Regions from separate parts of the Homo sapiens genome. Here region 2 is linked to region 1. A link is an interaction called in ENCODE POLR2A ChIA-PET data of the cell type or tissue named here. Cell type or tissue: PC-3. All regions are shown on one strand. Each heading gives the region's core, and the rest is flanking DNA. Links, peaks and the distances in the headings are about the cores only.

Evidence for each region. Peaks named below come from ENCODE experiments on the same cell type or tissue, not always from the same donor. Only the 100,000 strongest peaks of a DNase experiment are listed, where the experiment ranks them.
Region 2: POLR2A ChIA-PET joins it to region 1 with 5 read pairs; 10 of 35 experiments call an interaction of 5 or more read pairs at or near these places.

Annotation. Positions count from the first base shown.
Region 1 is chr5:137,816,414-137,833,618 of GRCh38, forward strand. No RefSeq gene overlaps it. Among named protein-coding and RNA genes, the nearest start is that of MYOT, 43 kb to the right of the region's middle. In PC-3, for the core only: no CTCF peak of the experiment used is centred there; a DNase peak (open chromatin) is centred at 8,988.
Region 2 is chr5:137,738,507-137,750,138 of GRCh38, forward strand. It overlaps HNRNPA0 (heterogeneous nuclear ribonucleoprotein A0), which reads right to left. Exons shown (of 1, transcript NM_006805.4): 1 at 7,145-11,632. Among named protein-coding and RNA genes, the nearest start is that of KLHL3, 8.2 kb to the left of the region's middle. In PC-3, for the core only: no CTCF peak of the experiment used is centred there; no DNase peak of the experiment used is centred there.

The DNA.
Region 1 (17,205 bases), core at 7,557-10,056:
TTGTTGATGGTATATTAAAATACCAGGAATTTTTACGTTGACTTGTATTCTGAGCTCTTGCTAAATTCATTTACTAATTCTAATGATTCACCTGTAGCTTCTTTTGAATTATCTGTGGACATAATCATGCTGGGTTGTTTTTTGTTTTTTGGTTTTTTTTTTTTTGAGACACGGTCTCACTCTGTCACCCAGGCTGGAGTGCAGTGGTGCAATCACAGCTCACTGAAGCCTCAACCTTCCTGGGCTCTGGTGATCCTTCCACCTCAGCATCTGGAGTAGCTGGGACTACAAATGTGTGCCACCATGCCCAGCTAATTTTTGAATTTTTGTAGAAATGAGGTTTCACCATGTTGCCCAGGCTGGTCTCAAACTCCTGGGCTCAAGTGATCTGTCCACCTCGGCCTCCCAAAGTGCTGGGATTACAGGTGTGAGCCGCTGTGCTCGGCCTTGTTTTTGAATAATGACAACTTTATATTCCTTTCCTATACATATAACTTTTTATTTATTATTATTATCTCATTGTCTAGTAGGGGTAAACAAGCAACTTCTTTGTCTAAAAATAAGTGTGTGTTTTTTATTTTAACTTTGACCTTTAAAGAATATTTTCACCAGATATAGAATTACAGATTGGCAGTTATTTATTTCATTATTTGAAAGGTGTTATTCCATTGTCTTCCATAATTTCAGTTGGGAAACCAACTGTCTTATTTTTTTCATTCCTTTTAAGATAATGTGGCTTTTATTCACTAGCTTTAAGATTTTCTTAATATCTTTGCATCATGGCGAGGCACAGTGGCTCATGTCTGTAATCCCAGCACTTTGGGAGGCCGAGGCAGGTGGATCACCTGAGGTCAAGAGTTTGAGACCAGCCTGGCCAACATGGCAAAACCCCATCTCTACTAAAAATACAAAAAAATTAGTCAGGTGTGGTGGTGGGCACCTGTAATCTCAGCTACTCGGGAGGCTGAGGCAGAATTGCTTGAACCCAGGAGGCTGAGGTTGCAGTGAGCCGAGATTGTGCCATTGCACTCCAGCCTGGGCAACAAGAGCAAACACCGTCTCAAAAAAAAAAAAAAAAATTTTGCACCGTGCCTTCTAAACTCCTTCCCTCTTTCTTTCTTTCTTTCTGTCTCTTTGCTTAACTGTATTTCCCAAATATTCTACTAAGAACATATAATGCTTATATAATTTTTCTTAATGAAGGAGAAAAAGACAAAAACTTTTTTAAAAAACCTGAGAATCCAAAGTGCCTGTCTATGAGGCAGTTGTGCTGCAAGGAGTCAAGAGATGTGGAGTCTAGCTTCTGCTTTGGGCAAATTACCTATCCTTCCTAAGCCCCTGCTTCATTCAATCAATAAATATTTAATAAATGTCTACTATGTGCTTAAATACTATAGTGAGCAAGACTGATATAATCCCTGCCCTCATGGAGTTTACAGTCTAACAGAGATAATACTTTAAAAGAACTGTGATAAGGCCAGCCGTGGTGGTTCATGCCTGTAATCCCAGCAGTTTGGGAGGCTGAGGCAGGCGGATCACCTGAGGTCAGGAGTTCAAGACCAGCCTGGCCAACATGGTAAAACCCCATCTCTACTAAAAATACAAAAAAAAAAAAAATTAGCTGGGCGTGGCAGTGGCCACCTGTAATCCCAGCTACTCTGGAGGCTGAGGCAGGAGAATCACTTGAACCCAGAAGGCAGAGGTTGTGGTAAGCTGAGATCACACCATTGCACTCCAGCCTGGGTAACGAGTGAAACTCCGTCTCAAAAAAAAAAAAAAGAACTGTGACAAGTGCTGTAACAGAGAAAATATAACATGATGAAGGAGGAATTAACCTACTCAGGGGACAATGGAGACAGGAAGTAGATAAGAAAAACTTCTTGGAAGAAATAATTTTTAAACTGAGATCCAAAGGATTAGGACTTAGCCAGGCAGAAATTAGGCTAGTTTTCTCTTAGTTGCTTTGTAATTCTGTGATTCTATGTTCCAATCTTTGTTATGTTACTGAATCAGAATCCAAAGGAACATCACTTATCAGGCCCCTCCATTCATTAACTTAATCCTAAAAACACTCTTGTAAGTAAGTAATGCTATTCCAATTTACAAATTTTAAAACTGTTAATTAAGCAAGTTGCCTGAGGTCACACAGTGGTAAATTCTGATCTGTCTGGCTTCAGATTCCATCCTCTTTCATTCATTGTTCAACTATCATTTACTGAGTACCCGCCAAGTTATCTGCCTGACACTGGGGATAAAGAGAACAGTAAGATTGGATCCCTGCTCTTGACGAATGCACTTTCTGAGGGGGCAGTGTCAGTAATCCAGACAATTACAACATGGTTAGGTATTTAGAAAGAGGCAGAGTAGGACTATGGCTTTTCATCAGAATCTAATTCCCTAGCTTCTCCAAGAAACCAAGGAGCTAGGTACATGATCACTGAGAAAGACTACCCAGATTGGTAAATTTGCAAAGCTATAGCTGAAGTCCAGCATCCCTGACTGGCCTTGACCAACAGTTCTGTCTGCTATCTACCATACAATTAAGCCAGTCTCTTTAGGTGAGGATCTTCCAGAGGAATGGGTATCCAGATGGCATGCATTCATCTTATTATACAGAATAAACAGGCTTTCAGCCTTCCCAAACTGATGAGGAACTTCAACATTCACCTCATGGACTCTTAGAAAGACATATATAAGCTAATCATGCCTGCCATAACCTTGGAACATTTCATGGACATTTTCAGATAAAGCCCCTCCTCACCCATATGGCTTCAAAAAATGCCCTCTGTCTCTGATTAAAGGGACTTGAGAGAAGTATGAAACCAGGATTTCCGAGTTGTTCCTGGAAGAGCTTCAGCCAGGAGCTTTCAGTAGCAGATGTTAAATCTGATTTTAGAGCCTAACGAAAATGCTGGGCTTCTAGCTTCGTGGAATGAGTCTGAGGTATAGTTTCTAAGTCAATAACTCAGTGGAAACTTGACCTATGGTATTATGTGAAGGTTCCTCAATTCTTCTATAAGCAACTAGTGGGAAACAGCTCATATGCTTAAGCATCCTTCTGAGAGGCCACGAGGAGCATCCACTTACTCATACATTTAGAGCTATAACAAAACTGCCTCCGGTGTTGGAGGGATGGGGACTATCAATGTCTCTGGAAGCCGGGAGTCCAGGGACTCTCATCCCAACTCTTCCATGGTCTCACTGTGCTGCCCTAAGCATGCCACTTAAACCCTCTGTGTCTCAGCTCTGCCACACTGTCCCTCCAGTCCTTGGGTCCCCTCAGTGCATGTATACAAAGTCTATTCCTGTTGCCCAGCCTTTCTCTAATTCTACATATACCACTCTGCTTCCTGGCTACAAACTTGTTGCTAACAAAACTGTGAGCATCTCACCAGAAGATTCAGGACTTTATATCTTTTGACTCTTTCTAAGTGTCCACCAAGGGGCCAAATCTACTTGCTGAGTAAAGAAAAGATTCCCTGAGACTTCCTATTGGTGAGAGAAGATTCAACCTTTAAAAATTACTCAAATTTCCCAACTCCTAATACATAAAAGGACTGAGAATCCCTTTGTCCTATTCACCTTGCTGGAATGAGGAAATAAAAGATTAATATACAAGAAAGAAAAAGAAAGTATCTATTACTTATCTTCTCATGACTTCACATACATACAGTATGTTTTCTTACAAAGTTCTAAACAGCATCACCGTTTACAATTACTAAGACCTCCATAAAAATTCATCAAGTAGATATACCATGTTTTACTAACCATTCCTTGGTCAGATGTTTAGAGTGCCTTAAAACTTTTCCAAATTATAATATAAATAACACTGTGATGAACATCTTTATCCATAAAACTGTGACTGTATTTTGGATTATTTCCTGAGGTTAGATATCCAAAAGTGGATCTGCCAGATCATTGGTAATGAACATTTTTATTATGCCTCATATGTATTATAAATTTTATGATTAATTCTTAAATATATTTCAGCCACAAGACATAATTCTATTGCTAAAATATGGGATCGTCTTAGTCCAAACGTTTTGTTAAGTAGGCAGGATAGTATAAAAGAAAACAGCCTCTAGAATCACACTGTCTGGGTTCAAATCCCAGTTCTATCATTTGGTAGATGAATGGACTTAAACAAGTTACTAAATTCTCCTAAGACAATATACATAAAGCACAGGGTCTGGCATATAGAAAGGGGTCAATAAATGTTAACCATTATTATTGCCTTTAGATTACAAAAAAAAAAGATAGATCCGTATTTTAAAAAGCCAAGAATATCTTCAAATAATGGAGTAAGAATAAACATAAAACAAAAGACAAAATAATACTCCCGTACTTACATCATAAGCAGGCTCGTTTATGGTAAATACTATTTACATCACTGTGGTTATTAGTTACATATAAATACCACTTTATTGAGTGTCTGCTGTCTTTAAAACCTTTACATACACTGTCTCATTTAATCCTCATAACAACCCTCTATGGTGATGATAATAATACCAAAAACAACAGCAAATGTTTACCAAGTGCTTATTATATGTCATGCATAGTTCTAGGAAACAACCTATTAATCATTATAAAATCCTATGAAGTAGGACTTTCCATTTAATTATTACCTTCATTATACAGACATAATTGAGTTACACAGAGGCTAAATAGCTTGTCAAAGGTTACATAGCTAACAAGGTAGGTCTTATTACTCCCATTTTATAAGAAAACTGGAACCTATGAAAATTGCCTGTAAAAGCAAGTAACTGGGGCAGGCTTTGAACCAGCATCTGTTGGACTCTCAAGTCCATATGCTTTTATTTCTGTTACTCTGCCACCTTATGTGGATTATCAATAGCAAATGGTTAAGGTTGGCTTCCCTCATTCTCACCTTCCTTTGCCATAAGCCAGAGTGTACTGAGAATAGTCTCGTTTGAACATTTGCCTCTGAGGAGAATATAAACAGGAAGGCAAGTCTGATGCAAAACTCCATATTCTGAAATGCATCCCTTAAAACAATGCACCAAGGATCCTCTCTCCCGAGGTGTCTGTCGCACTCCATCTAGCATACATATCTGAGAGTTTCTAAGGCTTGCCTTTCAGATACTTGGTGGTTCCTAATAAGGTGCCCTAATCAGTTTCTTAATCAAGGCAACACTTCAAAAGATTTTCAAATGAATGCTACAGACAGGTTTCCTATTTCCCTCTGTCTCAGAAGGCCCTCAAAATCCCCTCCACTGAAAGAAACAAAGCCGCTTCAAGCCTCCCAAAACATCTTGAAAATACTCACATTTTCAAAAGGACTGCACTCATAGGAAGAAACCTAAACTGAAGTCTTATTTCTCGAATGAACTAATTATTTAATATTGGACAAATTATCTCCCTTCTTTGTGCCTCTTCAAAAGTGGAGAAAGTGTCCTGAGATTCTAGTTTAAAAATGGGGCTCCTGGTAGGGCGCGGTGGCTCACGCCTGTAATCCCAGCACTTGGGGAGGCCGAGGCAGGCAGATCACAAGGTCAGGAGATCGAGACCATCCTGGCTAACATGGTGAAACCCCATCTCTACTAAAAATACAAAAAATTAGCCGGGTGTGGTGGCGGGCGCCTGTAGTCCCAGCTACTCGGGAGGCTGAGGCAGGAGAATGGCGTGAACCCGGGAGGCGGAGTTTACAGTGAGCCGAGATCGCGCCACTGGACTCCAGCCTGGGCGACAGAGTGAGACTCCGTCTCAAAAAAAAAAAGTGGGGGGGGGGGTCCTTTGAGGAATTATTTAATATTAACCAGGGGGATTTGGTGGAGTGAGAAATGTAGACAATGGTAAAGAAATAAATCCTCTTCACCTTTGTAGGATAGAGCAAAGCAGCATCCAAAGGCCTTTCCTATCTTCTCCTGGCTTTATCCTCCACTAAAGACGAGGGAAGATAGGATCCTGCTGCCACCTCGTGGCACTTTAGGCAGCACAAAAAGAAGGGCTTACTCAATAGGGTCATACAACCCAAATGCCCCTCAGGAAACCACATCCTCCTCCTCCTCCCTTACAATTAACTGCACAGAGCTTGACCATTCACAAAACACTTTCAACCCTATTATCTCATTTCACTCTTCCAACAACTATAGGATGGGGAAGGGGAAGGCGGGGGCGGGGGGCGGAGGGAGCAGAGGGGGCAGGGTGTCAGGACTGGCTGGAGGCATAACTCCAACTCTGTTGAAAAAGCCAAAGCTCAGAGAGACTATGTGACTTGCCTAAGGTCAAACAGTGAGTAGCTGACCGTACCTGAACCCACATCCCTTGATTCTAAATCAGGTGATTCATTATCTGCTGTATAGGGAAAAGGGTAAAACTGAGGTTTAGGTATGCTCCAGGTCTAGGAATTTGAGGGAAGGAGGCTTAAGAAGAGAAAAGGCTCAATTTCTTCTGCAGACACAACTGACTGGCCACAGGCCACAACCAGGCTGCTTGGAAAAAGGTCTACGCAGTCAACCTATCCACAGAAAAAGGTATGCAGATAGCCTGGGTTCCCGTCTTCCTTCTTGGTTTGCACATTCTCAGTTAACATCTCTAGGTATCTCCAGCTGCTCTCCCTCCCTCTACTTTCCAGCCCCAGCCTACCCATAGGACACAAGACTGATTTATGGCTAAGTGCTAAACACCAAACGGATCCCAGGCAAGGGAGCCACAACATCTAGAAATCAGCAAAAACTGCAGGGAGAGCTGCTATGTCCCTGGGTTAGAGCTCATAATATTTGTGGCTCAGCCCAGATTTTCCTGTAAGTTTTGGCAGAAAGCTCAGTTGGCTTGTCCCATATTGATGTCATGCACACTGAAACCCAGGAGGCAATGCTGGAGTTATGACTTACCAACTAGCATATAGGGATGGCCTAAGAATCTGAGAGTTTCCAATTTCTCCAAGGCAACCACAACTTCTTAAAGAATTGCAGCTGGGCACAGTGGCTCACACCTGTAATCCTAGCACTTTGGGAGGCCGAGGTGGAAGGATTGCTTGAGTCAAGAGTTCAAGACCAGCCTGGGCCACAGAGTGAGATTCCGTTTCTACAAAATAGAGAAAATTAGCCAGGTGTGGTGGCATACATCTGTAGTTCCAGCTACAGGGGAGGCTGAGAGTGGGGAGGATCACTTGAGCCCAGTAGGTCAAGGATGCAGTGAGCTGTGATCTCACCATTGCACTCGGCCTGGGCAACAGTGAGACCCTGTCTCAAAAATAAATAAATAAAAGAAATGCAAAGCCCAGGTGCCTAAACTTTCTACAACCACAGGTCTCCTTCCCTCTCTCCCTCCCTCCCTCCTTCCTTCCTTCCTTGTGAGTAGAGCATTCACTAAATGAGTGGAGTATTGTACGGGATAAAGATGACGAATAAGAAATAATTCCTTTGCGGAATCAGGATCTTGAAGAGATACCTGCATTCCTGTGTTCACTGCAGCATTATTCACAAGGACCAAGATACGGAAACGACTTACATGTCCATTGACAGATGAATGCATAAAGAAAATGTGGTATACATGTACAATGGAATATTATTCAGCCTTTAAAAAGAATAAAATCCTGCCATTTGTGACAATATGAATGAACCTGGAGAACATTATGCTAAGTGAAATAGGCCAAACATAGAAAGATAAATACTCTATGATGTCACTTATATGTGGAATCTAATATAGTTAAATTCATAGAATTCACCATGGGCTGAAGGAAGGAGGATATGAAAAGATGTTGGTCAAAAGGCAGAAACTTTCAGTTATGCAAGATGAATAAGTTCTGGAGAGTTAATGTATGGCATGGTGACTATCAGTAACAATGTTACACTATATACTTAAAATTTGTTGTTGATCCTAAGTATTCTCACACAAAAGGTATTCTCACACACACACAAAAGGTAACTATGATGGATATGTTAATTACCTTGATTGTGGTGATTATTTCACAATATGTATATCAAATCAAGTTGTATAATTTAAATATATATAAATTTTATTTTTTTTTCTTTTATTATCTTTTTTAAGAGACATAGTCTCACTCTGTTCACCCAGGCTGGAGTGCAGTGGCACAATAATAGCTCACTGCAGCCTCGAACTCCTGGGCTCAAGTGATCCTCCCACCTCTACCTCCTGAGTGGGTGGAACTACAGGCACACGTCACCATGCCTGGTTTATACAATTTTTCAAAAAAGAAATAATTCCTTTGATTAAAACTGTGTTGCCTAATGGTAAATGGGGAAATGGGAAAAAAACAAAAGTTATAAATGGATGTGAGATATAAACATTAAGTGCTTGGGGGTTAAGAGGGAAAAATAAGATTCCTTCTGGCTTGGGAGTTAGGGGACCAAAATGGATTTTAAAAAAGCTATTTCATGGATGTATAACATATAAAACCCTTCAGAAGTCTGGCCTTTACAAACCTTCCCTGCCTTCTCTCCTACTACTACCTTGCCCTCACCCTACCATATTCTGAACACAAGTTTTCTTTAGTAAGTTAAGGATTAAGAATATATGTTTTGCAATCAGATAGATCTTGGTTCCAATCCTACTTCTGCCATATTAGACAACCTTGAGTAACTTTCAGAACGTCCCCTCAAGCCTCAGTTTCCAGATCTGTAAAGTACATATTATAAAAACAGCTATTTAAAAAGGTGTTTGTGAGAGTCAAGTGAGAGAATGTATGCAAAGCTTTGTGCATGAACCACAGGAAAGACTTAGCAAATAGCAATTGACATTTTTCATTATCTCTGTGTCTCTGATGATGTTTTCTTTGCCCAATATTCTCTTTACATTCTCAGACTGTTCCACTCCTGTTTCTCCAACAGGCACCTTACAAAAGTCTTTCTTCTTGAGTGCTCTAGGACCTGCTAACTGTTCCCCCACTGAGTGCTCAGAACCTTTGTTCACACCTCCTTTACTGTATTTATATGATAACAACTTGTATTTGTTTGTAAGTCTGTCTTTCAGGAATGTGAGGCTCCAGAGAGCAAGAGCTAGGTCTTATTCATCTAGCACAGTATGTGACTCACGGTACCACTAGAGAAGTGATTGTTGAATAAATAAGATTGTATTTGAGCTAGGCCTTAAATAAATAGGAATTACAGCAAATCTCTGGATGGCCTTTTAAATATGAATGTTAACCTGTTAGTGTTATACATTAACCCATCAGAAATCTCTAGAATTAATTATCAAGGATTAGCCTTTAAGATGAGCTGACAGGCAGGACCAAAGTGAGTCAAAATTTCATTAGGGAAAGCTGGAGGTGGATGCATGGATGAATGAAAGGACCCTGGAGCCCAGGCAAGCAGCTCAGGAAACAGGTACAGGGCTTCCTTAGGTTAGCCAGGAGCACTTGGTGGTATGATGGTGAGGGAAGGGAATCACTTTAAGAGTAAATAAGAGATTCAAGGATAGACAAAAAAGTAAAATAAAAAGACCAGTATCACAAATTTTCCAGATGGTCCTAAGGGGAAAGCAACACACATGTAACACAGAAGGTCACTATGTAGTCTAAAAGGGTTAGTTTATTGATTATAGCTTTCTGCCTGCTCATCATGAAACTGTTCTCTTTATCTACAGAGAAGCAATCCTGCCTTTCATTACAACAGAAAAAGAGGTCTCCAGGTCCTGCTAGGGCACCTGAAAATTTCTCAGCCATTATTTCTTCAAATACTTTTCTGGTATCCCTGCCCTTCTCCAACTGGAGTTACATGTATATTAGATTATCTGATATTGTTCCACAGCTCACTGATGCCCTGTTCATTTTTTTCATCTTTTTTCTCTGTGCTTTGAGTACTTCCTATTATTATGCCTTCAAATGTACTAATTTTTTATTCTACTGTGTCTAGTCTGCTGTTAATCCCATCCAATGTACTTCTCATTTCAAATATTGTATTTTTCATCTCTAGAAATTTGACTTGGGTGTTTTTCTTATATCTTGCATTTCTCTCCTTGTTATGCTTGTGTTTTCCTCTACTTCTTGAACATGTAAAGCATTTTTATCATAGCTTTTTAATATCCTTGTCTCCTAATTTTATATATGTGTCATTTCTGTTTCTATTAATTAAATTGTATCTATGTTATGGGTTATATTATCTCATTTCTTTGCACATCCAGTAATTTTTCACTGGATGCCAGACATTACTTCTCTTTCTTCAAGAATCACAGTCCTATTATGCCTATTGTCCAATGTCTGAAAACCATTGTTTCATATATCTTGTTGGGTTTTTTAGTTAAGTTGAAAGGGTAAATTCTATTCCTGATATTCCATCATGGCAGTAAATGGAAGGCCTTGGAATCTCTAATAAATTACTGTACCTAGGCATTAAAAATCAGTGATTGCTAGGCCAGGAACGGTGGCTCATGCCTGTAATCCTAGCACTTTGGGAAGCCAAAGTGGGTGGATCACTTGAGGTCAGGAGTTCAAGACCAGCCTGGCCAACATGGTGAAACCCCATCTCTACTAAAAATACAAAAATCAGACAGGCATGGTGGCGCGCTCCTATAATCACAGCTACTTGGGAGGTTGAGGCAGGAGAATTGCTTAAACCTAGGAGGCGGAGGTTGCAGGTGAGCCAAGATCATGCCACTGCACTCCAGCAAAAAAGTGAGACCCTATTTCAAAAAATAATAATAATAATCAATGATTGCTACTATAAAATCACAAAAAGAAGAGATAACCAGACACTTTGTGCCTCCTGATAGAGAAACACAACCCAACATCACCTGTGAAGTTGTCTTTCAAAATAAAAAATCAAACCTGAATCTGATCAAGCCTCTAGATCCAACAATCAATTTATAGGAAATACAGAAGACAGAAGAGAAGAACATCTTAAACTACACCACAGGGATACAATCAACAAAATCAAAACTGCAGGAAACTCTACAGGACAAACAACTAGTTTTTTCAACAATCACAAGAATATAAAAATGCTGGAGGGAAAGCTATAGATTGAAAGAGACTAGAAGATACATCTATTGTAATGTGTGAACCTTATTTGGATCCTGATTCAAGCAAGCCAACTGCAAGAAAAAACTGTGACATTTAGGAGACAACTGGAAATCTGAACGCAGACTAGATCATTGATGGTATTTAGGAGTTATTACTAATTTTTAGGTGTGATTATGGTATTATATTTTTCACAAAAATCACCTCTTAGAGAAATATTTTGATTATATTATAGACAAAATATTTTGCTATTTGCTTCAAAATAATATGGTAGGGGGCAAGACAGTAGGGGTACAGATGAAATAAGATTGATCATGAATACATGATTGTAGGAACTAGGTGATATATATAGACATATAGATATACATATATTTGAAATTTTCTGTTATAAATAAGTTTTAAAAATTTAAAGAGTCATAAAATTGAGACATGGGTTCTAAAGCTGGCTCTAACATCATTTTCCTCCATGCCTATGGACTAATCACTTCTCTCTAGGCCTCAGTTTTCTCCATAAATTATGAAACATAAAACGCATTCCAATATTAATTACACTTTCCACCATATCCACTCATTAGCTATGTGACATGGGAAAGTTACTTAATCTTTTTAAGCTTCAGTTTCCTTATTTGTAAAAGGTGATGAAAATAGTAGCTAATTTTTAGGACTGCTGGTGGGTTAAACTGGATGCTGCATGTTAGAGCTCTCATCACAGTGCCTGGCACTAAGCACTTAATAAATAATATCTATCATTATTATCTCTTGCTGCACTAAGAAATAACAATAAAGAATTCTATACTTTTTTTAAAAAAAAATGAGAGGCCTCTATAGTTTAGCCCTTCCTTCCTCCATATCTCCTTTCTTTGGGACAAAAGCAAGAAAATCTGAAACTTCCCCTCTAAAAGTCTGTGGAACAACATGCCCAATAGCACAAGACAGGGTAGGGTTTGGCTCTCCTTCCTAGTGAGAGTCATTGCTGCGGGTCTGGAAAAAACGGAGGTGCTACTTTAGTCATTTTCAGAATATAGTATGCAGCTGTTCTCCTGGAATGCCACACATCCTGAAGTTGCTCCAAGGGCTAAAAACAGAGCTTAGGCGATCAGCCCAATGCAGCCAAGCTCATTCTTTTCAAGGTGGCCCCATTTCAAATAAAATGGGCACTCTGTATGTAACTCCTTTTCTAACTAAGAGTTGGTCTTCCTCACCAGACTGTGAGCCCTTTGAGGGCAAAGCTAGTTGATCTTTCTAGCTTATGCTCCCTAGCAAAGCACCTGGGACAGAGCAGGTACTCAATGCATGCTAGTTGAATGAAGGAATTAATGGCCTATTCTTTTATTTTATTTGGGTTGGAGTAGGAGTGGAAAAAGAACAATGATAACGAAGAACCAATATTGGAGGGATCTCTCTAACAATTTTTTCAGGGAGTGCAACTTGTTCACAACTTTCCCAAATACACCCTGAATATTTTTCCTTCTGAGCCTATACTCATACTCATTCCCTCCACCTGTTAATATCTTTCTCTTACTCTCCTTCTCTCACTTCACTCTTGCTGTCACTCTTTCACTCTTAATATCTACATCCTTCAAGACTTGGTTCCTCTTCCATGAAACTTTTCTCAACAACTGTTGCTGAAAGGACTCTCTTCATCTTGATTTCCTATAACACTTTATCTTTAGCTTTAGACACTCATAATGTTCTGTCATATGCAGTGGTCAGTTTTATGTTTCATAATTTTTGTGGGATTGAAGGCAAGGTCCTCTCTCAATTTCTGAGGCACTCAGCATAGCACTTTGTATAAATCAGACATGTGGTAAGAGTTCAGTGCATGTACTGTCTAAACTTGGAAGAGTAAGAAATATAATCATTCAACCCAATTTAAAGTAGAAAACAACTGAGCCTTAAAAAGTATGTTTCATCCCTAAGATCTTTTTTTCTAAAAAAGTTAACACAGGAGCCAGGCATGGTGGCACATGCCTGTAGTCCCAGCTACTCAGGAGGCTGAGGCAGGAGGACTGCTTAATTAAGTCCAGGAGTTCAAGGCTGTAGTATGCTGTGATTATACCCATGAATAGCCACTGCCACTGCACTCCAGCCTGGGCAACATAGTGAGACCCTGTCTCGAAAAAAAAAAAAGTTAACACATTGTTTTGGAAGTTTTGCTACCCTATTATTCTGTTTGATTAGGCAATATCCTCTTCTGGAAACCTAAGGGAAAACTGTTGTTAGGCATATATATCCTCTAACCAAGTGAATTTAAAAGAAAAATCAAAACATTAAAAATAATAATTTATATTTTCTTCAAATTTGGAGATAAGACAGGCTGGGCATCAAAAAACTAAGACTGAGAATCACTAGATAATTGTAGAACTGTATCTAAGCCCTTGGCTTTTCCCAACACTATCCTCCCCAAACTACCTCTCAGCATAGTTGTAGGTACAAATGAGAGGAAAGCATTGAGAAACTATAAAATATTATGTAATTTTAGGGTATAATACTCCTCAAAGGAAAGGGTCAGGATAGAAGTAAATCTTATTTCTTGAAATTAAGGATGAACTGAGGCTTCCTTGTTACTGAGATAATTGCTTTATTTTCTCTTCTAGATGATATATTCTACAACTGCCATCATATAATGACCACTTTGTTGCCTCTTCTCTTTTTTCATTCCCTAGAGATTAAAAATTAAATATATATAAACCAAGATACCCCTACTACCCCTACCCCCAGCAAGCAAGTTCACTGAGCCTTATCAGTGTTATTTCTTCATGTTACCATATTTTATTGCTGGAGCATATTTATATCATCTAGTCCAACTTTTCCATTTTATAACTAAGGAGTCCAAATCATAGAGAGAGCATATCATTTGTACGAGGTCATCCAGCTAGTGTCAGACCCCATAACATAATCTTGTTCTCTTAACTACCAGTTCTCAATATTACACCCAACAAGTATTTGAACACACATTATTTATTGGCCATAAATAAATATTTGTTAAACTAAAATGAATTTAATTGTTTCTTCTTTGTTTCACAAAATAGCTGGACACCCTGTAGTACCTGCAAGGAAGAAGTAAAAGTGCTGTTCTGAACTCTATGGCTTAAAGCCAATATGATACAGACTCTGGAGCAGGCTGCCTGAGTTCTGATCTGGATTCCACGACTGCCTATCTGTAAGACCTTGGGAAAATTGTTTTACATTTCTTAGCCTCAGCTTCCTCATTTGTAAAATGAAGATAATCACAATAACTACCTCAAAGGGTTGTTTAGTCATCCAATAACATTTATTGAACATTTGCTCTGTGGCAGGACTCTTTTAGATGCTCAGGATACCACAATGGACACAGAAAAAAATACTATTTATCCTTAGGGGCTGACATCCTTCTGGGATTAAAGGAGATAATCTATGTAAAACACCCAGTAGAGAGTCTGGCACCAAATAAATGTTCAATAAATGTTAGTTATGGTGGCTGTTGTTATATTTATTTTAAAACGTACCATGTGTTGGGCTAGGGCGCAGTGGTTCATGCCTGTAATCCCAGCACTTTGGGAGGCCAGGGCAAGAGGATAGGTTAAGTCCAGGAGTTCAAAACCAGCCTAGGTAACATAGTGAGACCCTGTCTCTACAAAAAATATATACAAATTAACTGGGCATGGTGGTGTGCACCTATAGTCCTAGCTACTCGGGAGGCAGAGGTGGGAGGATCGCTTGAGCCTGGGAGGTTGAGGCTTCAATGAGCCATGATCGCGCCACTGCACTTTAGCCTGGGTGGCAGAATGAGACCCTGTCTCAAAAAAATAAATCAACTATATATCTCCACTAAAAAAGCAAATCAACAAATAAATCTTACAAAGAGCTCCAAGCAAGATTTTACGGCATAAAACAGCTCACATAGCTGTGTTTCACAAGGACAAATATTATCACCATAGCAACATTTTTCTGAGTTCTTTAATAGCAGTTGCTTGATATTGCAGAAGATTTAGGAATGGTCTTTGAAAATACCGTATAAAGAGTGTCATGTAGGAGTGAAGATAATCCTCTCCAGCTTGTCTCCAAAAAAGATAAATTTTTTATAGGAATCACTTTAATAAAAATTAATATATAAAATCTTACATCAAGAAACACAAATCAGGGGATGATTACTTGTATTATGTGGGAATCATAAATATTTCTTTTTGAAAGCCAGCCTCCCTGGTATATTCAAAATATTCCCAAGTATATCCAAAATATGATGCAATGTTCAAAATTCTATGATTAACAAGTGCATGAAAAGATGCTGAACATCATTAGTCGTTAATGAAATGCAAATAAAACCACAATGCAGTACCGCTTCACACTCACTAGATGGACATAATTTTTAAAATGGAAAATAACAAGGGTTGGCGAGGATGTGGAAAAACTGGAACCCTCATACACTGCTGACAGGAATGTAAAATAGTTCAGCCTCTGTGGAAACAGTCTGGCAGTTCCTCAAAAAATTAAACAGAATTACCCTATGATGCTGCAATTCCATTCCTAGGTTATACACCCCAAATAAGTGAATCAAGTCCTCAAAAAAGTACATTACATGCATGTTCATGCCAGCACTATTTATAATAACCAAAATGTAGGAACAGCCCAGATGTCCATCAATGGATGAATGGATAAACAAATTGTGGTACAGACATACAATGGAATTTTATTCACCCATAGAAAAATGAAGCACTGATCTATAACATGGATAGACCTCCAAACCACTATTACAAGTGAAAGCAGCCAGGCACAAAATGTCACATATTGTATGATTCCATTTATATAAAATATCTAGAACAGAAAATTCCATAGAAACAGAATACAGATTGGTGGTTGCTAGGGTATATGGGGAAGAGGCATGGGGAGAAACTTCTTAATGGATAAGAGGTTTTATTCAGAAGTGATGGGAATGTTTCAGAACTAGATGGAAGTGTGGTTGCAACACATTATGCATGTACTAAATGCCACTGAATCATTCACTTTAAAATGGTTAATTTTATGTTACATGAAATTCACCCTCAATAAAATATTTTTTAAGAAGATGTCACCCACATGACCAATAAACACATAAAAATGTGAGAGAAAATTACAACTGATTGTCTAGCCATTTCAGAAACCCATGTAAATGGTGCTTCTACCTATTCACAGTGAATGAAGTGTTAAATAAAATTTATAGGAGTTCACTGTTTTGGACTAAGCTCCCATACTAGGCCCCAAAAGACCAAACTAAAATGAAGTCACTCATGCTAAGTATCACAAAGTCAAACTGAAACATTAAGAAAGCAGGTAAAATCCCAAACAGATCAAGTTTTCTTGAAAACAGGAGAATCCCAGTAACCAATCAAAAGAGGCCCAGTTAACCGGAGCTGGCATGATAGGGAAGTCTCCTCTGCTTAACCCTTATAAGAAAAGTAACTTGAAGTAACTTGATATTAGTCAATCTGCTTTTTCAATTTTTATTTCCTTGTTCCCACCTTCATAAACCAATTGTTCTGACATGCCCTGCGAAGCATCTATTCTATTTTATAGAATGAGATGTTGCTCCAATTTATGAATTGCTAATAAAAGCCGATTGGACATTTACACTACGTTTGTGGACATGTTGTTTATTTAACAAAAGGAACAGAGAATGCTTACTAAAATCTTAGTTTCTTCCTGTTAAAAGATAATTTTTAAGGCAAAATTATGATTGCCATACAAATATAAAATGAACACATGTTAAAGGTTTCATTTAACTCATTAAAAACAGATCCAGTAAAATGTTAAAAACTGGTACAAGAGGCAGCCAGAAAATGCTGAAATGAATGTGTTAGTAAACGCAAACCCAGCTTCATGTGTGTGAGGAGTAGTAACAATTGCACCTTTGCAAGACAAAATTCATTTGCATTTCTACAGATAAGAATAATTTGTATTACCCTCAGTTTTCTATAATTTTAAAGGATTTAAAATAGTTCAAAGAAATGAAAGGTGTAGAGCACTATAGAATCAGATAACCTAGAAGGGTTTACTAGTCAATGCCTAGCATTCTGAAGGACATTTGGTAATTTTTTTTTCCAAATTTCACAATTTCTCCTGATATTTCTCTGGCAATAACACACTACCATGGCAAATGGCCTCTCTTCTCTGGACTTCAGGTCCTCATTTGTTTTTTAAAAAAAAAAAAAAAAAAAACTGAGGAGTTGGATGACCTGAAGCTCACCTTGAGCTTTGACAGTCTGCTAAGAACCTGCTTCCAGAGGCCAGATGCTGAGTCACAGATTCCTACA
Region 2 (11,632 bases), core at 5,319-7,818, 80 kb before region 1:
TTGAGACCAGCCTGGCCAACCTGGTAAAACCCCATCTTTACTAAAAATACTACAATTAGCCAGGTGTGGTGGCATGTGCCTGTAGTCTCAGCTACTTGGGAGCCCGAGGCAGGAGGATCACTTGAACCTGGGAGGCAGAGGTTATAGTGAGCCAAGACTGCACCACTGCACTCCAGCCTGGGTGACAGAGCAAGACTCTGTCTCAAAAAATAAAATAAAATAAACCCAAGATGGAGTAAACAATTAAATGTAAGACCTAAAACTATTTAAAAAAGGAAAAAAACCTAGGAAATACCCTTCTAGCAATGCAGCAAAAGCAAAAATTGACAAGTAAGACCTAATTAAACTAAAGAGCTTCGTATAGCAAAAGAAACTATCAACAGAGTAAACAGACAATGTACGGAATAGGAGAAAATATTCATAAACTGCATCTGACAAAGGTCTAATATGCAGAATCTATAAGGAATTTAATTCAACAAGCAAAAAACATGTAAACCCATTTTTAAAAGTGGGCAATGGACATGAACAGACGTTTCTCAAAAGAAGACATACAAACAGCCAACAAACATGAAAAAATGCTCATCGTCACTACTCACCAGAGAAATGCAAATCAAAACCACAATGAGATACCATCTCACACCAGTCAAAATGACCATTATTAAAAAGTCTAAAAATAACAGATGTTGTCAAGGCTGTGGAGGAAAGGGAATGCTTATACACTGCTGGTGAATGTAAATTAGTTCAGCTACTATGGAAGGCAGTCTGGAGATTTCTCAAAGAACTAAAAATAGAACCACCATTCGACCCAGCAATCCCATTACTAGGTATATGCTCAAAAGAAAATAAACCATTCTGCCAAAAAGGCACATGCACTTGTATGTTCATCGCAGCACTATTCAAAATAGCAAAGACAAAAAATCAAGTTAGGTGCCCATCAATGGTGGACTGAATAAAGAATGTGTGGTATATATATACCAAGGAATACTACACAGTCATAAAAAAAGAATAAAATCATGTCCTCTGTGGCAACATGAAAGCAGCGAGAGGCCATTATCCTATGTGAATTAGTGCAGAAATAGAAAACCAAATGTCACACATTCTCAGTTATAAGTGGGAGCTAAACATTGGGTACATATGGACATGAAGATGGGAACAATAGATACTGGGGACTACTAGAGGATGGAGGGAGGGAAAAGGGGTTATATGATTTGGATGTTGGTAGCCTCCAAATCTCATGCTGGAATGTAATCCTCAGTGTTAGAGTTGGAGATAGGGCCTAGTGGGAGGTGCTTGGGTCATAGGGGCAGATCACTCATAATAGTTTCACACTGTCCCCATAATAAAGAGTTTTCACTCTGAGTTCACTCGAGATCTGGTTGTTTAAAAGTGTGTGGCACCTTCCTCCTCACTCTCTTGCCTCTGCTCTCATCACGTGATATACCAGCTCCCCCTTTGCCTTCCACCACAATTGTAAGCTTCCTGAGGCCTCCCCGGAAGCAGATGCCAGCACGCTTCCTGTACAGCCTGCAGAGCCATGAGGCAATTAAACCTCTTTTCTTTATAAATTACCAAGCCTCAGGTATTTCTTTATAACAACACAATAACCACCTAATACAAGGAGCAAGCCTAAAAAGGTAGTTGAAAAGCTACCTATTGGGTACCATGCTCATTACCTAGGTGACAGGATCATTCATACCCCAAACCTCAGCATCATGCAAGATACCCATGTAACAAACCTGTACATGTACCCCTCGATCTAAAATTAAAGATGAAATTTAGGAAAAAAAAAAAAAAGGAAGAAAGGTTATCTAGCAAAACCAGGGGCAGAGCTGAGTCAAGAAGCAAAGTCTCCAGACTCCTGGCACAAAGTTCCTACCCCCAATATTTTCCAGTTTCAGAAACACATTTTACATTTTCTACCTTATTATCCAAATGTTCTCTGGACCACAGTCTGAACCTGTTTGCTCTATGCTAATTTTCCTGACTGGACTTCAGATTAAGGACAGTTGCTATTGGAGTCCTGCAGTAGAGGAGAGTCAAAATAATCAATGTGGTATCTGTCTGGAGAAAAAGGTCCCATCCTCAGATTGCTCAGCAATAATAGTGTCTTAGTCCAGCAGGCCCCAACCTTTTTGGCACCAGGGACCAGTTTCATGGAAGGCAACTTTTCCAAGGATGGGGGTGGGGGGTCAGGGGGGATGATGGTTTCAGGATGAAACTGTTCCACCTCAGATCATCAGGCATTAGATAGCTTCTCAAGGAGCGCACAACCTAGATCCCTTGCACACACAGTTCACAATAGGGTTCATGCTCCTAGGAGAATCTAATGCCACTGCTGAGCTGACAGGAGACAGAGGTCAGGTGGTCATGCTCGCTTGCCGGCTGCTCACCTCCTGCTGTGCATCCCAATTCTTAACAGGCCATGGACCAGTACCAGTCTGTGACCTAGGGACCACTGTCTTAGCCCAGTCCTTCCCACACCCCAGCCTTCTTCTACAGCTTATCAAAAGTCCCTAGTGGCCCCAGATCTCTACCCCAAAGCAATGTATTCAGCCATCTACACCAACTTTGTTTAGAATCATTCAGCTCTTATGTGGCTTAGGAAGAAACCATGTTGGGAGGAGAAACTTTTTTAAGCTAGGTTTTATCTAGAAAGTTCTCTCTTCCATACTCTATCTCTGTACAGGGAGCCAGTTAAATTTATCTGAAGACAGCTAAGCCAATCATTCTTCCTTGTAAATGCTCTTTTTCTTTTCTTGCCTTTACCCTCCTTCTCCAGGACATCAGTTCCTCACATTTGCAGGCACCATAACACAGTACAATGGTCCCACACCTAGCTGTGCATCAGAACCATCTGCCCAGCTGGTTAAAATGGTAGGTGTCAGATCAATAGGCATGAAGAAAAGTTTTTAGGGTTATAGAAATGTTCCGTATCTTGACTGTGGTAATACCTACACAACTGTATACAAGTACTGCATTTCATTAAACTATACACTTAAAATGGGTTTATTTATGCAAATTATACCTCAATAAATCTGGAAAAATGAAAAAACACTACAGGGTCCGGCTCTTCCTCACACCCATAGAATCAGGGCCTGAGGAACAGGAATTTTTTTAATTTTTTTCCTTTAGTTTTAGAGACGGGGTCTCTCTATGTTGCCCAGGCTGGTCTCGAACTCCTTGGGCTCAAGCAGTGCTCCCGCCTCAGCCTCCCAAAACGCTGGGATGGACAGGTGTGAGCTATCGCACCCACTAGGAACGGGAATTTTAATGAACTTCGTAGGTGACTCTAATGCACAGCTAGATGCAAACATCACCTGAACAATGAAAAGAGCCCAGACCATTAAAATCAGACAGGGCAAGGTCCAAATGTACTTACCAGAAACATGACCCTAGGCAAGTTACAAGCTTCGATTTTTCTCATTCGAAAAAAGGTGAGAACAATAGTACCTACTTCACAGCATTGTTAGGTTAGAATGTAAAGCACTTAGCTGAGAGCCTGGCCTATAATAAGCACTCAGCAACCATTAGTAGCTATGATTTTCATTGTCTGTGCCAATGCTACCGAACCTGAGCACTCGGTCCTAGGTTCAAGAAGAAAATTAACCAGGGTAGGGCCTCTCCTGGAGCTATTTTCACATCTCCACTGGTTACTATTACCAACAGGTCAGCAAGGAGTAGACAAGACCAAAGCTAAATTAAGGTCCACCCACACCTGTATCACCAAAATGCCCTCTCATATTCAGGAGCACTTGCCAAGTGCCCTCAGACAGCCAGGCAGAAACTGAAAAGGAACTTGAGACCCCAAAAAGTCAAAAGAGAAACAAAACAGCACCTTATCCAGAGGAATAAGGACTCTTCCTCTGAAGGTAAAAGAATTCACGCCAAGTAGATTCCAGAGTATAATCACTCATGCCATTTGTGTTGCATTTTTAAGCTTACAAAGTGCTTCATATCCATCATCTCCTTTGACTTAAGACAACATCCCCTGAATGGTAATAATAGCTCCCATTCCTTGAATATTTACTCTGGGCCAGACCCTGTATTCCACACTTCACATGTACCCTTGTCATTTAATTCTCACAACCCTGTAGGACTATTATTTCTCTTTTAAACATGAGAGAATCGAGGTTCTGAGAGTTAAATAACTTGAACCAAGGCCCCACAGTTAGTAAATGGCAAAGCTGGAATTTGAACCCAGGTCTGCCTGACCTAAGAGACCACTATTAGCTATACACAGAATGTACTACCCCTATCTTACTGTCTCCATTTTAGAGATAAGCTAATTGAGACAGAGAGAAAAGGTAACTGGCTCAAAACTACTTAGAGAGCCAACCTCAGTGCAGAACCAGACCCTCAGATGCCTGGCCTAATGCCTTTTTCACCTTACCTCTGGATGAGGAAAAACAGCTTTGAACCCCTAAAGATATTACATACAAGCTGGCATCCAAGGCTTCCAAACAGCTACTATAATAAAGTCCTTCCACCTGGATTCATCTGGGCACCTAGCTTATTAACCAGGACTAGCCAAAGAATGCTCTTGGGGAAAGCTGGAAGAGTACCACTGGAACCCAAGGGAATTAAAAAAAAAAAAAAAAAAAAGGCGGGTGGGTGGGGGGCAGACCAACTAAAGCAACAAGCAGAGTGCTTCACACAGACCAGCACACTGGTCTCTGAGTCTTCCCATGAATCTGCAACCTACAACTGGTGCCCTCTGCTGGCAAAAGTATACATCTCTTCATAACAAAAGTAAAACCTAATTACTACAACTGGGGCTTAAGAAGGAAAAAAATATATGCTTCCTTCACAGACATTCTATTCAGGAATGAACATTATTTCTTACTTACAACTTTCCAATAGGCATATGCAACTTTAAATTGACTGCAATGATCCTCTCCTCTATCTGCTGCCCCTGCCTCACGCCTGCAGTTCTTTCCTTTCGGGATCCAAAGAAAATTGGGCTGTTTTACATAAAAAGGTAAAATATAAATGAATGATGCAAAGCCCTAAAGTCAAGAATACAGTGATGTGTATGTGGGTGAGATCAGGTCTGCACATCTAGCAAGTACAGAGAATTGAGGCAGGCACACACTTGAAGTGATATAAAACCCATGGGCACGTATGCTCAAACATTTTGGTAAATCTCTACCTTCGTAAAATAGCATGCTTATGATTCAGTCAACTAAGTCTCACTGAATATCTACTATGCAGGCTGTACCAGAGACTGACAACATAAATCCTATATTAATATAATTCCAAAGAGCACACAAGCTGTTTGAGAAAATTAGACATAGGCATATACAATGGTAAAAAGTATGAGAGTCAAGTACAGAAAGGGTATCATGGAAACTTGGTGGGAGAAGAGGCAACTTCCAGTTGGGGAGAGGGTGGATGACATGAGAATAGAAATAAATTGAGAACTTAATAATTCTATGGAGTTTTTAAAAGGTATTCATAATTGTAAATATTTGCAAATAGGTAATTTCAACGTCCCATGATTTCATTTAAAAAATTTTTTTGGCCGGGCATGGTGGCTCACACCTGTAATCCCAGCACTTTGGGAGGACAAGGAGAGAGGACCGCTTGAGCACAGTAGTTTTGAGACCAGCCTGGGGAACATGGTAAGACCTCATCTCTACAAAAAAAATTTTAAAACTTAACCAGGCATAGTGGTGTGCACCTGTAGTCCTAGCTACTTGGAAGGCATGGGCAGAGGGATCACCTGAGCCCAGGAGTTTGAGGCTGCAGTGAGCCATGATTGCACCACCACTGTGCTACAGCCTGGGCAACAGGGCAAGCCCTTGTCTTTAAAAAAATATTTAAAAGATACAATTTTTTCATCCCACTACTTTAATATACTTACATATTTATTATGTTAAATAATATATTTTTTCATTACAATTTCTATTGTGGTAAAATATACATTAAATTTGCCATTTTAGGCCAGGTGTGGTGGCTCACACTTGTAATCCCAGGATTTTGGTAGGCTGAGGTGGGAGGATCACTTGAGCCCAGGAGTTCAATACTAGCCTGGGCAATATAGCAAGACTCCATCTCTACAAAAAGATTTTTTAAATTAGCTAGCTGTGGTGGCGCGTGCCTGTAGTCAGTTCTAGCTACGGGGGAGGCTGAGGTGGGAGGATCACTTGAGCCCACAGTTCGAAGCTCCAGTGAGCTATGATCATGCCACTGCACTCCAGCCTGGGCACCAGAGTAAGACCCGGCCTCCAAAAAAAAGAAAAAAAGCCATTTTAACCATTTTTAAATATACGATTCATCAGCATTAAGTACATTCATAATGTTGTATAACAATCACCACTATCCATTTTCAGAACTTTCTCAACATCTGAAAAGAAATTCTGTATCCCTTAAACAGTAATTTCCCATTTCTATCTCTCTGAATTTGCCTACTCTGGGTACCTCATTTAAGTGCAATCATAGTATGTCCTTTTGTGCAGGCTTATTTCACTTGGCATGTTTTCATTCATCTTGTAGCATATACCAGAAATTTATTCTTTCTTATGGCTGAATATTCCATTGTATGTATATACCACATCTTGTTAATTCATTCACCTGATAACACTGAGTTAATATTTCACCTTTTGACAGACCACAGTTAACATTTCCCTAATATTTGACATTTAGTTTCCAATTTTTTGCTACGTCATAATTTTTATGCAAAGACTGTTTTCCTTTCAATAAATTTTTCAATAAACTGTTCTGTTAAGGTTAAATTCCTAGTAATGGTGTCCCAGAGCATATGAATACTTTAATAGTTCTTAATAAATAAATCCATAATTTTACTCTCCTCATTTGCCATTTTTCATAACCTGATGGACAAATTCCGGTCAGCAGTTTGTTACAAATGTATAAAGTGTGACAAAACCAAATGGAGGGAAGCTTTTGGAGAAAGAAAAGGAATTAACAAAGCAGAAACAGCTCAGAAGAGCTCTCCACTAGACAGAGCTGGCTGACTTCTGTGACAGGTTGCCCAACTGCTCCTTCTATCCATAACCTGATGTTTTCCAATTAACTTGGTGACTCTTTGAAAAAAAAAAAAAAAATCTGCCTGTGTCAGGGATCCCCCGGACCAAGCCCATATTGAGATTTGATAGAAGGGTTCACAAAACTCAGCACTGCTAAGTATCGTACTCATGGCTAAAGTTTATTACAGTGACACAGTAAGTGTACACAGTTGGATCATACAGGAAAAAGACATAAGCAGAATCTGGAGGAATCCATGTGCAGGCTTCTTTAGGATCTCTCCCTCCCATGAAGATTCACACAGAGCACATTTTTATACGAGGGATGTTTCTGCCTAGGGACTCAGTATGCAAGGTTTTCATTGGGAGTTTGGTCATATAGACATCCTTTACCTGGCATGTACCAAAATTCCATACTCCCAGAAGGAAAGCAGGTGTTTAGCATAAATCATCTTGTTTGAACAGTCTAGGTACAGTGAACCACCTTTATTAGTGAACAGTGAGAATACCCCTAAATCCACGTGTTCAGATAAGGGCCAACCATGCAAGTAGGCCACTCTAAAAGATACCAGCCTCAGGCCAGATATAACTTTTTCTGCACACCCCCAATTCAAGATTCATTTTGGCCAAAAAGCAGCATCTCTCAACATATATATGTAGATACCTATGGTAGAGTTGAAAAGATTGTGGATCACTTATACCTTATCCAAGTAGTTCTGATTGCTTTCCTTATAAACCTTCATTGAAAGCAGCTGTATGAAAGGAATAGGAATTTTGGGAAACACATCTTTTAAAATTCAAATCAGATCATGGAACTCCTCTGCTCAAAACTGAAATGGTTCACCATTCATTTAGTGAAAACCAAAATCCTTACAACAACCTACAAATCCCTACATGATCTGGCCCCTCTGGCCTCATTATTCCTTTCCTCCTCTTCCTTCAGGTCCAACAACCCTGAACAATTTGCATTTCTTCAGAGGCCAGACACAGTCCTGCTTCAGGGCTTTTGCTCTTCCTAATCCTCTACCTAGAATGCTCTTCCCATACCTATATTGCTCACTCCCACATTTCCTTCAAGTCTTTGCTCAAATGTCACTTTCTGAGAGACCTACCCATACCACCTATTTTAAAGTATGCTATCCTCACAAACATCCCTTGCAACAATCGCCATTCCTCACCCTAATTTTTTCTATACTTCTCATCTTCTAACATACCATATAATTGATTATGTCTTATTGCCTGTCTCTCCCCAGTAAAATATAAGCTCTTTGAGGGCAGGGATTTTTGTCTTTTTCTTCTGTATTTCCAGCACAATCACCCAGCAGAAGAGTAACAAATTTTAACTTGACATACTAAGAAACAGGGAGGCACTGAATTTAGGGATAGTAACCTAGTGCAAATAGCTAGATCTTCACGTTTGGTGGTGTGGGAAGATCAAGTCATAAGAAAATGTGAAAGAAGTTTTTTTTTTTAATTTCACTGAAGAGATGACCACAGTATATTCAGTTATTGAAGAGTTTTAATAAAAGGAACTATTTACAAGGGTATGGGCACAGTTAAGGCAAATCAACAAGGTTTGAACCTTCTTGGGACTAGAGAATCTAGCAATAGGAGACAGTTACGAGAAGCCAGAAAAGACCTAGAGCTATAAGAGGGCCACTGGAGCAGAGCTGTGGCCACTCACAATCTCTTGCTAAGTATATGAGAAAGAGAAGGAGCAAATATTTCAGCCTCACTTTTCTATCACTGTCCAAACCCACCATGAATAAAGCCAGAAAAGAGAGTATGCAGTTCTTTATTTGTCAGCCTCCCAGGAACACAGAACAAGAGAGATAAAGATGGAAAATAGATCAGGAAGGGCAAAAAGAATATCCAGCACAATGGCCATTTTGTAAAGCTATATGCGCAAGACACAATGCTTCAATGTGCTACCAGCATCTTCAACTATGTCCAAATCTTCCCTCTAAATCTTCTCTTCCTATTACCAGTGGCATCACCATCCTCTCACACAGTAATTTTGATTAATCTACTCTCTCTTCCTCATTCTTCATATATCCAAATATTTGTCAATTATGCTTTCACAACTTACCTCAACTTCTTTGTCAGTCTATTTCCATTGCTCTTTGTTCATGCTCTCATTCTCTTACCTGGTTAACATCAGTTGTCTTAGCAAACTTGCCACTTTGAAACATCCCCCACTGCCATTTATGTTACTCAGTGCTACTGGACTAATCTTTGTGAATTAGTTTCACTACCATTATTGTTGCTCAAAAACCTTTAATGACTTTTACTGCCTACCCTAAGTCCAAACTCCTTAGCCTACTACTCAAAGACCTCAGTAACCTGGTTCCAACTTCATTTTCTCAATTTATTTCTCACAACTCTCTTTTATCTTAGTACAAATTAGACATTTGTTAGCTGGAAGTCAATGAAGCTTAGTAGAAGGAGCGAAACAACTAGAATTGGTCAAACTTGGATTCAACTCTCAGTTCTACCATGTCACCAGCTGGGGGTCCTTGGGAGTTACTTTTCTGGCATGAGATTTAGCAACCTTATCTGTGAAGGTTACTGAATGATGCAATGAGAACATTTGTAAATGTACCTAGTGTTTGGCATCCAATATGCATACTTCTCCAAATACGCTCCATGTTTCTGCCTATCTGTCCTCCACCTAAAATGCCCTCTTTCTCCTCCCACCTTCTCTATAAGACCTATCTTTTAAGGTTAAATGTTATATGCTCCACAATGCCTCTCTTGATCCTTCTTCCTACCTGAAGTCACCTCTCCTCAACACTCACATTATTTATACCTTCCTAATATTAACAAATACTTAAAACATTACAGATGGCTAGCAGAATTCATCTCTCTCCTACTAGAGTTGAAGCAGCAGTGATTTAGAGAACTACCACATGGAAGCTCACCCAGCAAGTAAAGAGCAAAGCCTAAAGACCATGCATATCTCGGGTACTAAGATATAAAAGTATGCCTTTTGCTAGTCTGTCCCACCTCTTCATTAGGGGCCATATAGTAAAATTACTGTGTACCAGAGACTACAGTAAGCCCTTCTTTATATGCATTCTTTCACTGAATCTGCCCAACAATCCTATGTAGCAGGTATTACCATAGCCTATTTTTTTACAAATAAGGCAAGTGAGGCTCGGGCCAGTTTGTCCAAGGTCGCAGTGCTAGAAAGTGACTGTGTCAGGAACAGAATTTGGTCTATTGGATGCCCAAATTTACGTCCTTAAGGGCTATGAAATATTAAATCAGATACCCACTATGAAGCAAATTACATTTGCAACGTAAGCATCAAAGACAAAATACACCTTTGATTTCTAAAAAGTAATCAATTAAGGAGAAAAGAGTCTTAATTTTCATCAGAGAATGTACATTCAATGACAATGGAGCTAACTCCAATTTTGATGGTGTGAACAATATGAGATTGTGACACAATGCTGTAAAGGAAAAGATGCATCATCTCAAAATAAATTGAATTCCCATTTCAAAATAAATTGAATTCCAACCAGAACGCAAGGTATATGAAGACAGCAACCATGTTTGTCTCACTGCTGTGTACCTCCACATTATAGAACTGTCTTACACAAAGGTGCCTAACACCCAATGAAATTGACGGTAAACACTGGGAAATAAGCACACTGTTTAAATGGCAAAAGTTTACACTTGAGAACTTTATAGCAGGAAATGATAGCTATTTCAGATAGATTTTTTAAGTAAACCATACAAAGTGGTAAAAGAATTAAAGAGACAAAGAAAGCCTGCCTGAATAGAGAAGGAAACAGTTAAGAATAACTACCAAAGGTGTCTTCCTGAATCCTTTCCCTCTCTGAAGGTTCAAATCATCTGGCTTCAAATCAAAGTAAAAAAAATAGGTGGAAAATAGAGAATTGCCCTTCTAGTCTTCCTACTTTGGAATTCCTTTTTAAATAGCAGCTTTCAAATATCTTTTTATAATAAATGTTTTACCTTGTAACATTTAAATTCTCATTCAAGGCAAATATGAAGTTCACTCAAAAGCAGGACAGCTAAGGAGTTATTTGACTAGGCAGTCTTTGTTGCTGTTTCAAAAGGCCAAAATAAGGCTGAGGAGGAAAATTTCCCCAATGATCACTCTTAAAGTGATTCAATAAATTGGTTACGATGGAGAAAGACACTTAGCCTAAGTGCAAGTGCTGTCTTTTTGGGTAAAATCCGTGTAGTCTAGATGCAGTTCTGCTCCAAATCCAACATCCAAATGCCTATCTGCAATCAGCAGACGCGGGCAGACAAAATTTAACCTAAAATGCAAACTCTCAAAACTTAAGCACACTTAAAAGGTAAACTAAGTTTACAAATCCAATAACTGATACCATCACTTCTGGTTTTGAAGGAAATCATAAATGCAAATTTCTCAAGTATCCTCAATCTTTTAGGTTTACTTAAAAATTATGAAAATTAGATTTGAATATGAAACGTTCCAAATCACTAAGTTAAAAATGGATGAATGGGTACAATCAGTATAGTCATTCTGATTTGATAGTTATCACTGTGAACCTTAACCACTTGCAGGCTTTTTTTTGGATACAGTAAATCAGTACCAATGAGAGCTTTTTAAATGACCTGAAAAACACTACAGATATTCCAATCAAAAA